2 separate regions of the Homo sapiens genome follow, and region 1 is linked to region 2. A link is a loop called in an ENCODE intact Hi-C map of the cell type or tissue named here. Cell type or tissue: heart right ventricle. All regions are shown on one strand. Each heading gives the region's core, and the rest is flanking DNA. Links, peaks and the distances in the headings are about the cores only. Region 1 has its middle 350 kb from the start of KCNJ2. Region 2 has its middle 140 kb from the start of KCNJ2.

What was found. A loop is a pair of places that touch in the nucleus more often than their neighbours do. Peaks named below come from ENCODE experiments on the same cell type or tissue, not always from the same donor. Only the 100,000 strongest peaks of a DNase experiment are listed, where the experiment ranks them.
Region 1: it touches region 2 in a loop (2.6-fold over the local background); 7 of 110 quality-filtered maps call a loop at or near these places.

Annotation. Positions count from the first base shown.
Region 1 is chr17:70,519,951-70,525,340 of GRCh38, forward strand. No RefSeq gene overlaps it. Among named protein-coding and RNA genes, the nearest start is that of KCNJ2, 350 kb to the left of the region's middle. In heart right ventricle, for the core only: no CTCF peak of the experiment used is centred there; a DNase peak (open chromatin) is centred at 2,131; H3K27ac peaks cover 2,228 bases.
Region 2 is chr17:70,307,322-70,312,711 of GRCh38, forward strand. No RefSeq gene overlaps it. Among named protein-coding and RNA genes, the nearest start is that of KCNJ2, 140 kb to the left of the region's middle. In heart right ventricle, for the core only: no CTCF peak of the experiment used is centred there; a DNase peak (open chromatin) is centred at 3,043; H3K27ac peaks cover 1,322 bases.

The DNA.
Region 1 (5,390 bases), core at 67-5,066, 210 kb after region 2:
GAGTGAAATCCTAAATTCAGTGGGTTATTTAAATATTTTCTTAAACTCATTAAAATAAACACCTATTATAATCAAAAAGGCATATCTATGCCTTTTTGGAAACACTTGGTTAACACATGATGGGAGAAGTGAGGTTTTCTCTGTGAGTCTCCATTCTGATTTAGGCTCTCACGCCATTTTCCTTAGTACTAGGTACTCCCAAGCCTTTATTCATTTGAACACTTTTGACAACGTGTCTTAAAAATTATCGTCAGTGTTTTTCTTCCTAAGTGATTAAAGAGATGCCTTAACTGGCAAGAACGGATGTCCCACTGTTTTTTGACTATCTAGGCAGCTCTTTGTTTTTTGTTCTAATAGTCAAAGCAGAAAAAAAAAAATCCTTAAATATATCATGCTACTATTTATTTTAAAGAGAAGTGCTGTTTGAGGGAACGATACTTGTTTACATCAGATGGAAATCGTATTAGTACAGGCACATTTCTAAATTCAAATTCTAAATACACCTTTGTCCAAGGGGTACGAAGGCCTTGTCATGAAAGCTGAGTTGGAACTGGACGGTCGCACAGCATTGCTTTTGTCTGACTTCCATTCTAATCTGTTGACTTTTAAAATTGAATGAGAAACATTGTTTCCTGATAAGAAGAGAGAACATAAAAGGCTGGGAACACAATAAGGGATAGCATTACTCACCTTGGAGAACAGGACTTCCAGGTGCTCTTGTCATTACTGTTGTCATCGGTGAAGAGTTCAACTGATAGATAGCTCCGATTCCTGAAACTCCTATCAGCTGAGGCTCAGGGAAAGAAAGATTTAAAGATGAGAGAATAAGTAAATCAGAGAAAGGAAAAAAAATAGAAAGGAAAATAAAAATTGAAAGAATGCAATGAATAAGGAAAGTCTTAAAGTACAGAATTGCAAGGTACTCTTTAAAAAGATGATACCAGTCCAACCCAAAGCAGTGGATAATTTTGGTTCTGTTTCTAAAATCCTTAGGCTAAAAGTGATTCTTGGTGATGATAATACAAATCTCTCAGGGCCATTGCTCTAAAGAATATAGTCCTTCAGCATTTCATTAAACTCACAAATACTGTTGTGGATGATATTGGGGAAAATAAAATGGAAGCTTGAATTAGAAAGACAGGCCTTGGATAAGTATGCAAAACAGGTGGTGTGTATCCTCCGACCCAGGCTATCAAACTCTGAAGAGCTGCTATTGATGGATTCTCTTTTGGTCTGTCCTTCCTTTTTCCACTACTCCCCTACAACTTTGGAGCCTTTAGCTACATTCCGCAAGTCTGAGTCTCGTCGCTGCCATCCTTGTTTATGTCAGAAATAGTCATTTTTATGAGATCTTCTCTGTCCAATAGCACATATGTTCAGATTGTATGCCAGTCACTCTGTGCTTCCAAGTTACCAACTATTTGTAGATAATATATCTTATTCATAGTAGAGATGCTTCTTCGTTTAATTTTAGTATTTTGGATGTCATATTTTAATCATGGAGGTATAAAATTTTAAGATAAAAGGAATGCTTGGTTTTTTAAGATAAAGGGAATGCTTAGATTCAAAGTGAATGCTCAGATTTTAAGGTAAAAATCTCCTCGTTTCACCAGTCACTTCAGCCATTTAGGAAGCTGGTTACAGACAAGAATGAGAGTCAAGCAGTTCAAAGTATAATTTTTACAGTCAGTGTTCAAGGGTTGAAGCTCTGCTTCACAATTTACTGGCCAAGACTTCAGTTAAGTTACTTACTTCATCTGTAAATTGGAAATAACTATTGTAGTTGTTTCCTAGGATGCCTGTGAGCATGTAATTGATAACGATAAAATACCTGGCAGATTTTCTAGCATGCCTGAACCACTCACTCTGGCATGTAGTAAGCTAGTATCATTTTGCTGGTATTATTGTTATTATTACACTACTGATGGAAGGAATGGTGCTGAGTGGCTGAGTGACCAATTTATCTGGGGGTGGCAATGAGGAAGACCAAACCAGGTATACTAGGCAGAGTTCTGGCAGGGAACAGATGACACAATTAATTAACTCAAAGAGCTAGTTGAAGAGAGTTCAATAAAAGAAATATTTGCTGATGTAAGGGTAGGTTCAACAGAATCATGAGGGGATGGCAGAGTGCCCAGAAACTCGCCAATAGTAGGAAGCTCAGCCAGAAACTTCCTAAGCCTGCAGATAAGAGGGGAGAAAGTTGTGTTACTCAAATCTTATGACAGTTATAGACGATGGAGAAGGGTTATCCTGCAAAAGCTACGGTTAAAGACAGACAACCCAGCCAAAAAGTGGAAGGGGATATATGACTACTATTTATTCTGCCTGGTAACTCTCACTGGGTGATCTCAGCAAAAACCAATGAAAAAGACCCTAGGTTGTGCGGTCCTTAGAATTAAGCTCCCTAGGCAGAAAGCAGGCAGAGAGTGAATTGGGAGGGATAAGGAGTGAATAATAATGGTGGACAAGCACACCAGAATTTCAATTTATTTTTCATAAACTACAGTTCTTGCTAGTATTGTAAAGTCAGAATTTAACATTTTAAAATTCAAATAATCCCTAAAACTGCTGTAAGGGGCCCCAGAGTTTTACAAATTGAAACTTGGATCTTTGAGTTTTAACTATGTTAGAGGACTGATATGGATTGGAGTTGGATATTTGACTCTGTACTGTATTTTATGACTTATGTGCTTTGTGAGAATAGCCTTTAAAATTTATGTTTTGCTTTTGAACAGTAAAAAGTCCATTTTTCCATCAAACAGGCCATCACTAATTTAGATATAGTTCTTAACAGAGAATTCTGATTTAATTATCAATTTTAGAGTTTATATCAATAAAGTGAAAACCGAGTAATTTACAGAAATCTAATTTACTTCTTAGACATGTACATGTTTTCGAATGAAGGTTATTGTAGAAGAATCCACTATTATGATTTAGCAAAACTGAGAGCTTTATTTGAAAAGTAATAATTATTATTATTATAATTTTAAAATAAATGTGCCCTATTTAAAAATCATCCTATTAATTATACTACTGTGAATATTTTACAGGTATTTTCAGTCCCAGCTTGGCTGCATGAACTTTCATGCTGAGGTCTAGTGTTAGCATTAACGTTAGATAAATGCTGAGTAGTATTTAGTATTTGCATTTTAAATAGTCTTTTTCTGAATCCTAAGATGTTCCAAACTGCCTTTTAAGAATTAGCTAGTATATTATGATACTGAACAATTCCGTTAGAAGCTATCAAGGGTCTAGAAGATTTGTTTCTCCTAAAACTAAACTTGAAATTTCTTGGAGTAAAATACCGTAGTCAAAGGTAAATAGCTAGAAGCCTTCTTTGGCTGGTACAGGCCATTGAACAGAGTACCTTAAAAACAACTAATTTATACCTCAATAGACATTAAGTTGGATACAAAGTGAAAATATAATTCATAAGTATAAAACAAATGAATATTTGCTGTATATTAGAAGTAATATACTGCAACCTGCAGAAAATAAAAATATTAGGCCAGGTAAAATTAAACTCATGTTTGAAATATTCCAAATGGCATGACTAATGTCAACATCCAAAAATCTCATTCATTCAACACACTCTTACCAAACCACGGCCCATTAAAAAGCAAAAAATAAACAGTTCAAAGAGACAATCAGGAAGCACTTGACATCATGATTCGACCACAATAAAATATTTATGATTTTTTCTCTCATTCAGGAAACGATTTGATACCATCATGGAGTGAATAGAGTTGGAAGCAAGGAAAGAGTATTGACGTCAATGCTTATCATATTAGTGAAATAAATATGGAGAGGATAGTTAGAGAATCTTGTGATAATGAAACAAGTGCACATTTATTTTGAACTAACACACCAGGAAAATTTGAGAGTTTTATTTGACAGTTGAAACGTAAAAAAAAAAAAAAAATTCTTACTTCATATTAGGAAATCAAGGTATTAGCTCTATTTTTTTTAGAAAAATAATCTTAAGTATTATTGCCTAATTTTAAAACATTTATAAATTCTCTCATAATCCTCCCTATCTTGGAAACATCATGGATGTCAGTGTATTAGTATTAGATCTTCTATTTCATTTACCCAAAAAAATAGGGGGTATTATTGTAATGGAGGCCAACAGAACTATAAATATTATCAAAAAGAATAGCAGAGAGATGCTAGGGGTCAAAGAAAACTTTACTTCTCTCTAATTTTGCTCTGGCAAAGAAGAAATATTAAATTAGTTAACATTTTAAAATATAAGAAAAGGAATTCAGCAGTATGTAACTCTAGGAAGATAACACGATGATCAGTGTCAAGATTACCTCAGTTAATTCAAGTCACTGTATCAATTCTTATGACGTGTCTCTTCCTGAGGAATTGCAGTTATCTCAGTACTGCAGCTGTCAGGAGCACACACTGTTTTTACTCTCTGGTTTCTTGCTTTCAGGAACTGGATGAAAAGGTAACTACTCCAAAAGAGTTAAGGACCGGAAAGCCATCTTTCTTGTTGACCTTTCATATCTGTGTGCAACATGTACTTTAAGTGATAGCGAATATTTGAGAAATCATGATGGATCCCAAATCTTGTGAATTTCCAAGGATGTAATGAAAGAGGAAATATTTTCCAAGACTGAAGGTCTTTCTCTATTCCTTGGCTGGTAGGTACAAAAAAATACGTTATAGGAAGCAAGAGAAATGCCTGCTTTTGATGTCTGAATCCCACCATTTGAAATGCATTCCTCTGGATTATTAAGATAATAGGTGAGTTTTTGAGATTTTTTTTTTTCCTCAATGGATCTGTCATTAGGGAAAAGTTTTCCACAGAAACAGATATACTTGATAGGAAGGAAAATACAGAAAGACATAATCCATAATCAGCAAGACTAGCACAAAACACACAGTTGAGGTAGGAGGTGGGGACTCGACTCTTGACCAGATTGAAGAATAGCTGAAACAAGGAAGAGGTGAAAGCATCTCTCCAGGAGACACATCCACCAGTGCCATCTCAGTTTTCCATTGTCATGGCAACACCCAGAGTTTACCACCCCTTTCCAAGCCAATGACCTGAAAAATACAAGCTTTTTCCTAGAAAAGTCTGAACAACCTGCCCCTTAATTTGCATGTAATTAAAAGTGAGCATAAATTTGACTGCAGAACTGCCCTTGAGCTGCTTCCCTGGGCACATGGGCTATGGTGTAGGCCTGCTCTGCTAGGAGCAGGACCTCTGCTGCTGCTGCGCACTGCTACTTCAATAAAAGTTGCTGTCTAGGCTGGGTGCGGTGGTGGCTCATGCTTGTAATCACCGCACTTTGGAAGGCCGAGGCAGGCGGATCACCTGAGGTCGGGAGTTTGAGACGAGCCTGACCAACATGGAGAAACCCCATCTTTACTAA
Region 2 (5,390 bases), core at 94-5,093:
TTATTTAGAACATGAATGGGGTCAGTGAGAAGCACCCAAATCCACTCAGCAGGACTGAAGGGTAGACAGTCAGAGGTGATGGTTTATGAGGGTAGGTTTAGGAACTTCAACCTCTCTTCCTCCCTAATATTTTTACTGTTGAAATGAGACTGCAGCCCTTACTAGGCAAACCCAGGCAGCAGCCATCAGTACTGGACCTCTGGCAGCAGAGCCGTGCTTTGGCTCTGAATCACCTTCTTCACCCCCAGCCCAGTCCAGAATGCTTTGGAGGCCGAGTGCCACAAATGCCTGAGCTCCATGTATCAGCCTCATTGCAAAGCAACCGTAGGGATGGGAAGGGAAGAATGATGATCCATGGGCAGTGTTCCAGGGTACCCCTGGAGACTAGTGATGCAGACAGAAGGGGGTGGTTGTGCTGTTTCCCATCACTCAAGAGTTATTTCACATTCACAAGACTGTGATCAGATCCTGTTCATTTATTCTACTTAAAATGACACAACAGGAACAGAGACTTGGAATGGAAACTTTTCTACCTGGGTCTTTTTAGGATTTCAGCAAAGATATAAACATCCTCTATTTTTTTTTTTTTCTTACAGGAGAATAAAAACTCTTCAACATACATTGAGGCTTTGCAGCCTTTTCAGTTGAGGAGCATAACAAGAGATTTTCTGCTCTAGAGTCCAAATCTTTTAAACTCAGAGGCTGCCACTCTGAGGTCATTTTCTTTTCATGTTACTGGAAGCATGATGTATACTTTAAAAGTAATAAAGTTCAAATAGAGCCCACTGGGGACTGGGAAATGGGCTTTCAGAGTAGGTTGATTCATTCCATTTCAGTCATGTAAAGTTTAAAGAGAAAGCAAGACAGGGGAGTTAGATAGAAGGTGAACAGAGAAGGTATGGTTGATTTAAGAAAAATGACCTTCAAGAGTCATTCCCATTGCCTATGACTTCCTAAGAACCTATGAGGTTGGATGGAAAAAACAATGATTTTAACAGGAGTGTTTTCGACCGAGGACACAGCTATACTAAACTCTCTCAATAATCACAATTGTCACATTTTAATATTCCCTTTTTTATATGAAAGTAGGACAGCTTTGTCCAAGATTGAGGCATTTTCACCTTGTGCTTTTCTGAACAAATTATGTGAAAATTAAAAAAAAAATACAGAGCCTGGCCCTCCAGAATTCTCTAAAACAAAAGCTCAAAGCAGCCTGAGATTATAGCCTACACAATTTCAGGTTAGTTTTTCAGTCATTTTTCAGCTATGTACTATGACATTTATAAATATAACTTTTCTGGAAAGGAAAAATAATAAAATACAGCAAGAACAATTTCTTTTGTACTTAGATAGCCAAGTGCCTGGATGTGAACAGCCACAAGTCAGCTAAACCTCCACGCTCAGTGAGGAAGCTGTGGATCAGAGGGTTTTGTGTCATGCGCTAATAAGCTGCACAGCTAGGCTCACCCCCAAGGTTTCTGGCCTATGTCTATTCCCTTTACTTGACATTTTGCTATCAGAGGACACTGCAAGGAGACAGTCAGAGTATCATTTTGAGACTTTGGGTTAGTACCTAAAACAGCAAGAGAGGAGGAGGAAAAATTTGAATTAACTCTATTGGCCAAAGGAAGAGGTTATAAGCTCTTTCTGTTCTGAGCTCTATTTAACATGAATATAACCATTTTCTCAGCTTTTTTCCTTTCTGGAGAGAAAAGTACTGACATTCAGAGACATGGAGAAAACAGAATATTGAATCTTAGCAATCTCTCTGCTACACTATTGGTTCTTCTGCAGAACCTATCATCTTCTGTGAACCTACAACTTTCTCTCCTTTCCTTAGAGTTTCTCCATCCTGACAGTAATTTTACCATGCAGGATACAGAATATGTGCAATAAATATATGCTAGAAGTCTTGAGTCCTACTGACTGCTTTATTCTACATTCATATAGCATATATTTTATTATTATATATGGACTATGCAATATGTGTCTCATCTTGTGCTGTGAGCTTTGCTTTTTAGATATGATTTCCTTTAATCTTCATATGTACTCAGTGAAGCATATACTACTATTGTTGTCCCCATTTTAAACCAGATAAAAATAAGACCAACAGATAAAGGCCATCAGATTTTATTTTTTTTTTTGAGACAGAGTCTCGCTCTGTCACCCAGGCTGGAGTGCAGTGGCACGATCTCGGCTCACTGCAAGCTCTGCCTTCTGGGTTCACGCCATTCTGCTGCTTCAGCCTCCCGAGTAGCTGGGACTACAAGCGCCCGCCACCACACCCGGCTAATTTTTTGTATTTTTAGTAGAGATGGGGTTTCACCGTGTTAGCCAGAATGGTCTTGATCTCCTGACCTCGTGATCCACCCGCCTCGGCCTCCCAAAGTGCTGGGATTACAGATGTAAGCCACCATGCCTGGCCAGACCATCAGATTTTAAAGCTTAACTCTTAATTACTGTACTACACTGAGTGTAACTAATACATACATTTGGTGGAATTTGTCTTAGGTACAATACTTTTGTTTTTATTTGGTATCATCACATTATATAAAAGCAAAAGTGACCCCCAAAATAGCTTCCACTTTAGGCTCTTTTTCTCTCCACAGCAGACAATACCCCTACTAAACAGAATTTGATTGTTGCACCTATGTTAAGTCGGGGACCAGAAATTTATTTTAGAGTGTTCGAAGGGCAAAGGAAAGTACTGCTTTTTGTAGAAGGATTAACTTCGTGGCTCAAATTTGCTAGATATTTGTCTAAACTTCTCTTCAGAGAAAAGCCCGAGCTTGCTTGCTGTAGGCTCAACCAAGTTTTACATTTTGAGACCATAAGCCTGAGATCAGAAATCTTTTAATCAGCATAAATCCTTAAAAGATCCCATAACTCTGAAGTCATGTTTGCATTATAAACAGAACATGTGTTTCATGGGGTGTGAAAATGCCAGCAGAAACTGCTTGCTTAATTTTATCAACCTACTTTTTTAGAGAGTGCTGACAGCCCTACAGAAGCATGACTAGCGGCTGCTGAGGTTGGCAAGCCCACATTCTGTGGCTTTTTCTTTAAGTGGCGTATCAGGAGATTAATTCAGCCTGAATTTCACATTTGTGTTCGGTAGCAATTCCCAGAGGCCTTAGGAGCAAATGCATATTTGACACCTATTTATCTTTGTCGGGGTTGTCATGGGAGCCAAGGTGATATCAACTTTAGTGAGGTCCTTTGAGGAGAGGTTATGGGGAACTGGATATATTTGCTTGGTTCTATTTTCATATCTATCTACTGTTTGCCAAAAGGTTAAGTTTCTCCCACCTCTCTGTCAGCACTACATTTGGTAATATGAAAGAGATGGAAGCATGGCTGGTTGTAGTGATAACGACCGATATGGCAGAGACGTGCGCTTCGAGGTCCACTTGTTCCTGTTGAAAGCATTTTTTCTTGCCTTTAAAGAGATTTTCATATTGATGCGCTGTGGCTGATAATGAGAAACCTGGGTATTTAAAAAATATATATTTTTTGTCCTCTATTATTAATCATCAAATGCGAGAGAGCAGATGAAGCAAGGTTAAAGAAGTACAATGGGATTCTAAAGAAAAAGAAGTCATAATGGCCTGGAGCAGTAAATTAGTGCAAAAGCTAGAACCATAGGAAAGCAATAGTTTGTTGACCTACCACTTAGAGTCTAAGCCTTTGAGGTTTGAAAACTCTAACATGATTTCATTCATTACTTCAATACACTGCTGGAAAAAAATAAGAAATGTATTTGAATCAAGTTTTAAATCTCAAATTCCGAATTTGTTATTTCAATAGTTTGGGGGGTATAGGTGGTTGCTGGTTACCTGGATGAGTTCTCTAGTGGTGAATTCTGAGATTTTTAGTGTACTCCTTACCCAAGCAGTGTACACTGTACCCAATATGTTGTCTTTTATTCTTCACCCCGCTCCATGAGACCTTAGAGTCAGTCCATTATATCACTCTGGATGTTTTTGCATCCTCATAACTTAGCCCCCACTTATGAGTGAGAACATAATGGTATTCTGAATTATTTCACTTAGAATAATGGCCTCCAGTTGCATCTAAGTTGTGGAAAAGACACTATTTCATTCCTTTTTATGGCTGAGTAGTATTCCATGGTGTATATATACCACATTTTCTTTATCTATTCATTGGTCAATGGGCACACAGGTTGGTTCCACATCCTTGCGATTGTGACAGATTCCAAATGTGTAAATGAGCTTTCTAATTGAAAAATGAATTGAGATTGAAAAATGAATAAATAATCTCATTTTCTGAAAGCAAATGGGCAATGTAATTATAAAGATTTTTTTCAAAGCACTCTTGAGTTTAAGGACACATGCACACACCGGAACACTCACTGACCCATCTTCTGAACACTCACTGGCCCACCTTTGCTGTCTTTCTTTTCTCTTCCCTATCAATTTTTATTGACCTGTTCTAAAATTTGCTTGCCTGATTTGTCTCAGTAATCCTCTCAGGTATCACTGTTTGAATTCACATTTTACACATCAAGGCACAGAGTAGTGACACAGCTCATTGCTGGAGTCTGGTTTTTGAGCCCATGATTTTAACTACCATACAATCTATTTGCCCAGTACAGAGGCTAAATAATAGCAATAATGCATACTCCATCAGCTCCATTTATTGTCATTCATAGCCACATAAATTTTTTTTAATTATACTTTAAGTTCTATGGTACATGTGCACAACGTGAAGGTTTGTTACAAAGGTATACATGTGCCATGTTGGTTTGCTGCACTCATCAGCTCGTCATTTACATTAGGTGTTTCTCCTAATGCTATCCCTCCCCCAGCCCCCGACCCCCCAACAGGTCCTGCTGTGTGATGTTCCCCACCCTGTGTCCAAGTGTTCTCATTGTTCATTTCCCACCTATGAGTGAGAACTTGCAGTGTTTGGTTTTCTGTCCTTGTGAGTTTGCTGAGAATGTTGGTTTCCAGCTTCATCCATGTCCCTGCAAAGGACATAAACTCATCCATTTTTATGGCTGCATAGTATTCCATGGTGTATATGTGCCACATTGTCTTAATCCAGTCTATTATTGATGGACATTTGGGTTGGTTCCAAGTCTTTGCTATTGTGAACAGTGCCACAATAAGCATACGTGTGCACATGTCTTTATAGTAGCATGATTTATAATCCTTTGGGTATATACCCAGCAATGGGATTGCTGGGTCAAATGGTATTTCTAGTTAATGCTATCCTTCTAATTAGCTGTGGAAAAGTAGGTTTTATCCACCATCTCTTGCTGACTTTTATAGTAATAAATACCCTACGTGTATGGTTAGGTTTTAGATAGGTAGATTTATAGGCATAGTATAGATATACAGCTTTCTGAAAGGATACAAAAGAAACTA